2 separate regions of the Homo sapiens genome follow, and region 1 is linked to region 2. The links are chromatin contacts, found by Hi-C or POLR2A ChIA-PET in ENCODE. All regions are on one chromosome and are shown on one strand. Each heading gives the region's core, a stretch centred on a gene start or an enhancer-like site at or near the end of the contact. The rest is flanking DNA. Distances are from core to core; before and after follow the strand shown.

Region 1 (2,828 bases), core at 56-2,555, 930 kb before region 2:
AATAAATAATAATTTTCACTAAAGCTAGATTTATCTCTAAAGCTAAAATAAATTACGTAATCTGAACTTTAAACGTTTTAATTTACTATTCGGCTGTTTATCAATGGTGTTTAAAACCTGCCTAAAAAAATACCGCACTTTACCTAGCACAATGAAACATTCTCCTGCACTCATCACTGACAAGCTGATCTAAGTCCTTGCCACTGACTTACAATACCCTTCCCCCGTTTTAAAATTATATCCCTTACTTTGTCATAAATCACTTTTATAATGAGAGAGCAGCTAGGACACGTTGCCACGTCTTCCCCATTCTCCAAATCTTCCTACAACGAAATCAAATACCATGTGGTCAGGATAGCTTCTCTTCGCCATCTCCTCCCCCAAACCTATCCCACCCCTAGATGCAAGTCTCTTGGTGGCTTGCCTTCCCCCCAAGGTGGGTGAGAACCCCAGGGCCTTCAGCGAGAAATGCCGACATCATTTTCCCCTAGAAGCGTCACTTAGGGGAAACACCTAGGAAGGTCAGGCGAGCTTCGGTCGCCCCAAAAGCCCTGGGAAACAAAAAACGAGTCCCCTCCTCGACAGAAATATCCCAGGTTGGGACCCTAAGGCAGGGATCGGGCAGAGAGACAGAGGCTCTCCGCCACCCTCTCCCTGACCTAATCTAAGGCCAGAACTGCGTGCCTACCGAGAGAGCTCAGGGCATTAGTTGGGGTGGGGGGACGCGGGAGGAGGAAGATTCAGCAACGGGAAAGAGGGCGTGGGTGACACAGCGCAGCAAAGGCTACCCAATGATGGAAGGAACGGGCGGAACCAAACTGCGCTTGCTTGGGTGAACCGCCGGGCGGGACCCTGAAGTTACCTTGGTGATGGAGAAGTTATCTCCACATGGGCAGGGATAGAAATACGTCTCCGAGTCCTCGTCATATTGGAAGTCCTCGATTTCCACCTCGTCATGAAACACTGCCATGGTCAGCGGGGGTGGCCGAAGGGGTAACGCCCCAGCAGTCCGAGGCCAGCTCCGAGGGTTTAACTTCGCCGGAACCGGCCTGGGCTCGGCATCATCAGGTCGCGCCGGGCAAGGACTAGCCCTTCCGGCGCATAGGCAATGACGCAACTCCGCCCTGCGCGGCCAAATGGATAACCGGTAGCGGTCACCATGGAGATGGCTGAACTAGGGGCGGAGACACTGGGAAGACTGAAAGCTTGCTCAGCGGGGTCGCGCACCGCTCCTCCTATTGGGCGGCAGCGACCAATAGAATGTGGGGCTCGCCCGCGCTGCTACGTCACGTCTGGGACCGCGGAGTATTCCAGGCGCCTGCAACTAAACGTGGCCGGGTCTGCAAGCTAGGTGCCAGCGGGGAAAGTTTCCCTGCTTCTTATCGTCTGCTTTAACGCCTTAAATAGCCCGCTGAAGGCTGCAGCAGGTGCTAGGTAGCAGCCTCCCGGCCCTCGGGAAAGGCGGGGTGGGGAGGCGAGAGCAGCTTAGCCTCCTCGACCTCCCTTCCTGGTGACGGACGAACAGTTCCCGTAGAATTTCGCTTCACCGAGTGACCTTGAGCCCAGGGCGACGGTCAGCTTGTTAATTCCTGGCTGCAGGTACATTCCGCTTCTTCCTCACCCCAGACGCCTTAAAATACCCTAAATTGTGTTGCTGAAAGGACCAAGCCCTGGAAGGCAGGGATTGAGTTCTAGTCTTCTGTTTGCCAGGCTTATAACATTATTAACGACGATGATTTTTAGTAATAGTAATAACATCACCTTTTATTATTGGGAAGTTATGTGCCAGCTATTGCACTAAGTGGAATTGTCAACTCTAGGAGTTTACATGTTATTCCATTTTATTAATCTTTAAACTGAGGTACAGAGAGTTGGGCATCTTGACTAAAATCATACACCTGGGAAATAATGAAGAGCTTGTCTGTCTCCAAAGCCCAGGAACAAATTACTTATGTGAGTACCAGTTTTTTCGTTGTGAAAGAAATGGTGTCAGTAGGCAGGTTTATCAGTGTGAGGCCTATGTATGCCTTGAAGCGAAATGCAGATAAAAGGCATTTTTGTCTTGAAAGCAGTGCTAGTGCCTGTTTTGGTAAAACCGATTACATTGGGTCTTACTTAATTACTAGGCATTTTAATATCTTAGTAGAGAAGAAATGCATTGTAGTGAAAAAGCACTTTCGAGAGAAGATCTGGGATCGGAATCTTGAGTTGTTGATTACCTCTGGCAACTGGATATTTACATTCTTTGGGCCTTATTTCCTCTTCTAAGAAAGGATTGGAGTAGAGATGATATAAGATCCTTTTTAGATGTAATGTTCCACTTTTGCACGGAAATTATGAGCTTTACTTGGTTCAGCAATGATATATAACATTTAGTTTACATTTACGTAACACATATACATAATATATCCCTGTGCACTTTTGAAGAAAACATTACAATGACTACTAAACTTTACATTTATTCCTAAAAGGGCGGATCACGAGGTCAGGAATACGAGACCAGCCTGACCAACATGATGAAGCCCCGTCTTTACTAAAAAATACACAAATTAGCCAGGTGTGGTGGTGTGCCTGTAATCCCAGCCACTCAGGAGGCTGAGGCAGGAGAATCTCTTGAACCTGGAAGGCAGAGATTGCAGTGAGCTGAGATCACGCCACTGCACTCCAGCCTGGGCGACAGAGCTAGACGCTGTCTCAAAAAAAAAAAAAAAAAAAAAAAAGAAGTAGGTCATAATTGTATAATGCAAACTATATTTGATGAGTGCTGTTGTATATCAGGCCAGAAGGAGTTGTTTATTGGCAATACCAAACCTCCACCTCTCTAGGTT
Region 2 (2,730 bases), core at 25-2,524:
GATGGCAAGGATTTAAATAACTCATCTCACGCTAACCTTCTATTAATATTTACTTCTGAATATCTCTTCCCGTCATTCTAGGAAGGCTGTGAAGTACTTTACTATCTATCTGATCTAAGGCAATTTTAACAGATGGCTGCATGGTTAGAAGCGTATTTGGTGACAGTCCGAAAGACCTCTTCTCAACATGGAGTAGGATGCAGCGGGGAGAGAAGCAGGGTGACAAGCTTCCAGGAGAGCCTTCCAATCTCCCTGAGTTAGTTTTGTACTGAGTAGCTCTATTATTCTATTTAGAGCTAATTCTTAGACCATTAGATATCAGTTTATTCTATTGTAAACACAAACATTTATACAATTTCTCATTAAAAACAAGTGAAATATGAATTAATTTTATTGGATTATGCATGCTCTCTTCTGTAACTTTTGACAAAGGCTGTGTATTAAGTATCAGAGAATAAAAGATGCTTTTCAAACATAAAATGCAATGAAAAGGAAATGGCAAAAATACTTCCATAATTCATGGTATTTAAATTCATCCCTGATTTTCAGAAGATATCTTTCTGAATATATGATTTCTGAAAAAATCATAAGTAATATTTATTAAGAACTTTTAGCCTTTAGAAACATGCTTTTATACCTACTGCCATTTTAACATTGTGAGCCATTTTAATCTAATTTTGCTTTCCTAGAAGTTGCCTACAAAAAATAATAAAGTAAACAGAAAAGACAAGAACGGTGCCAGAAAACAGGATCATGTGCTACAAATATCTAAAGTAAAGTAAATAAGCTTACAATCTGGAATAAATATACTGGAAATTGAAATAAAACCTTTAATTAGGACCAACTTCACATAGGTGTAACCAGAGGAAGAATAAAACCTCACTTGCAGAGTTACAAACCTCATTATTTGCAAAAGTCCTATAACTGCAGTTTAAAATAATTATATGCATATGGTATGTCTTCTTAGCCCTGTAAAAATTCAAAAGGTATAAAAGGTGTCTCCTAGAAGTGCTTATGTATGGGAGTCTAATTAAATGGCATTTGTGGAGAAATGCTCCCATCTTTTGGGCTTTTATGCTGTCATTTCTGTGTTGTGTTTTTATAATTAGGCAACCTGACCAATCATTTGGAAACCCATGTAGTTCTCTCCTCCACCAGGACAATAAACACAGATGTTACTCTACTTAACAAGGGTTTTCCCCCTCCCCACTTACACGTGATAAGACCAACTGATGAAACCAGCCAGCCAGCACCAGGGCCTCCAGCTGAGTTTCTCATAGCAATGCTGGCTGGGCAAAACCATCTGCGTGCTCTCCCTTGCTGTTCCTGGCACCAAGGGTAGGCATCTGCACAATGGCTGGCCCAGATAGAAGGGCCTGAGCCAAGACTGTTTTTCTTATGACAAAGCTAATTGATCCGTGTGAAGATGAAATGTACACACTTGCACAACTTATTCTCTGGGCTAACTGACCTCTATAATGTCCCAATAGAGACAGACAAAAAACCGTACCCTGCAGCAAATCCAAGCTGAGGATCAAGTACAGTTTAAGAACTACTTTAAGTAACAACTGGTAAAAGCAAGTAAGTTTTGGAACAGCCTTGATATTTCTTTCTTTTTTTTTTTTTTTTAACATAAACATTACCACTTCTGAGACTTCTGGAAAGAAAAAAAGGTGAGAAGGAAATAATTCTCTAAATTGCCTGGTTTATTCATATGCCTATCATACTTTTGTTAGTTCATCCCTTAAGTTATACCCCATCTCTCACTAAATACCAACAATTCCTATTAGCTTTTTAAATAAGTGGTTGGTAAATGCTGCTGAGAAATGAAGCAACTTTTCAGGCTCTAGAGGACGCCAGAGCAAAGCCTAAGACATCTCAATACTTGCACAACACACAAAACCCTCAACAGCATTCATTTATTCCTAAACGTTTACTGAGTGCCAGACACAATATCTGGCACAGAAGATACAGTGACAAGCGCCTGCAAGAGCCTTATAAGTAAACACAAGTAGTTCTCTGACATTCAAAACGGGAAACATTTGCAGATTACGTAGGACACCCTCCATCTCAAGATGCTGCTGCTTTAGGTTTGGGGAGGGGCTCTGAAATCTGCAGCTTAACTAGGGCCCCAGCTACTTATTACAAGTGCTGAAAGCTCCTAGCAGAGAAGGCTCCATGGGACACAAGGTGCTTGGGCTGAGACTGGAAGGGACTCTATTTTGTGGCTACATCAATCACTCTGGTCAGAAGAGACAGTGAAGGGAAACAACACAGAAGTATGAGAAAGCATGCTTGGTTTAAGGGAAGTGAAACAGCTATGCATTCCTGAGGGGCTGGGGAGGAGTAAGAGGGAGGACTAATGATAAGGCTGAACAGGGTGAGACTGTAAAGGGCCCTACAGGGCATACCTTAAAATTGAGGGATTTATCCTAGGGAGAAGGGCTCCTGCAGAATTCTGATGAGGAGTCAAAGCATATGAGTCAGACATACACGATGCACACGTTGGTGTCGTGAAATACTTTGGGTATATGTTGACCATTAATAAAATGGATTAACTCTAAAATTTCTAATTAACATGGGTTTGTTACTTGAGAACAAGAAAATTATGTAGAGTGTAACCTTTCTATATTCTCATTCCTCCAACTCGCCAAATCCAGAAGCTGCATGTCATGAACTGTATAGAGTCAGTTCCGTTATAATGCTTGTTTTGAAAATGTGAACTTGTTT

The links. A loop is a pair of places that touch in the nucleus more often than their neighbours do. ChIA-PET counts read pairs that join two places held with the same protein, here RNA polymerase II (POLR2A). Pooled maps may share reads with other maps.
Region 1: a loop to region 2 is called in a pooled map, with 4 times the contacts of the local background. The contact joins the promoter of OXNAD1 here to the enhancer-like site in region 2. A Hi-C loop is called at or near these places in 3 of 37 single-sample maps with no recorded cell type and 3 of 50 pooled maps. POLR2A ChIA-PET finds 5 or more read pairs at or near these places in 3 of 52 experiments (MCF 10A, OCI-LY7 and WTC11).

The regions. Positions count from the first base shown.
Region 1 is chr3:16,263,907-16,266,734 of GRCh38, forward strand. It overlaps OXNAD1 (oxidoreductase NAD binding domain containing 1), which reads left to right and starts at 1,306. Exons shown (of 9, transcript NM_138381.5): 1 at 1,306-1,599. DPH3 (diphthamide biosynthesis 3) reads right to left here and starts at 1,037. Exons shown (of 3, transcript NM_206831.3): 1 at 863-1,037; 2 at 249-323. The coding sequence starts at 970. RefSeq lists an enhancer at 869-1,178.
Region 2 is chr3:17,194,142-17,196,871 of GRCh38, forward strand. All of the region lies in intron 19 of TBC1D5 (TBC1 domain family member 5), which reads right to left. Among named protein-coding and RNA genes, the nearest start is that of PLCL2-AS1, 140 kb to the left of the region's middle. RefSeq lists an enhancer at 2,117-2,226 and a silencer at 2,407-2,456. Within about 2 kb of position 1,275, at least 5 of the 41 ENCODE cell types and tissues checked have a DNase peak (open chromatin) inside an H3K27ac peak, as active enhancers do; they include OCI-LY7, where a contact is called at or near this core.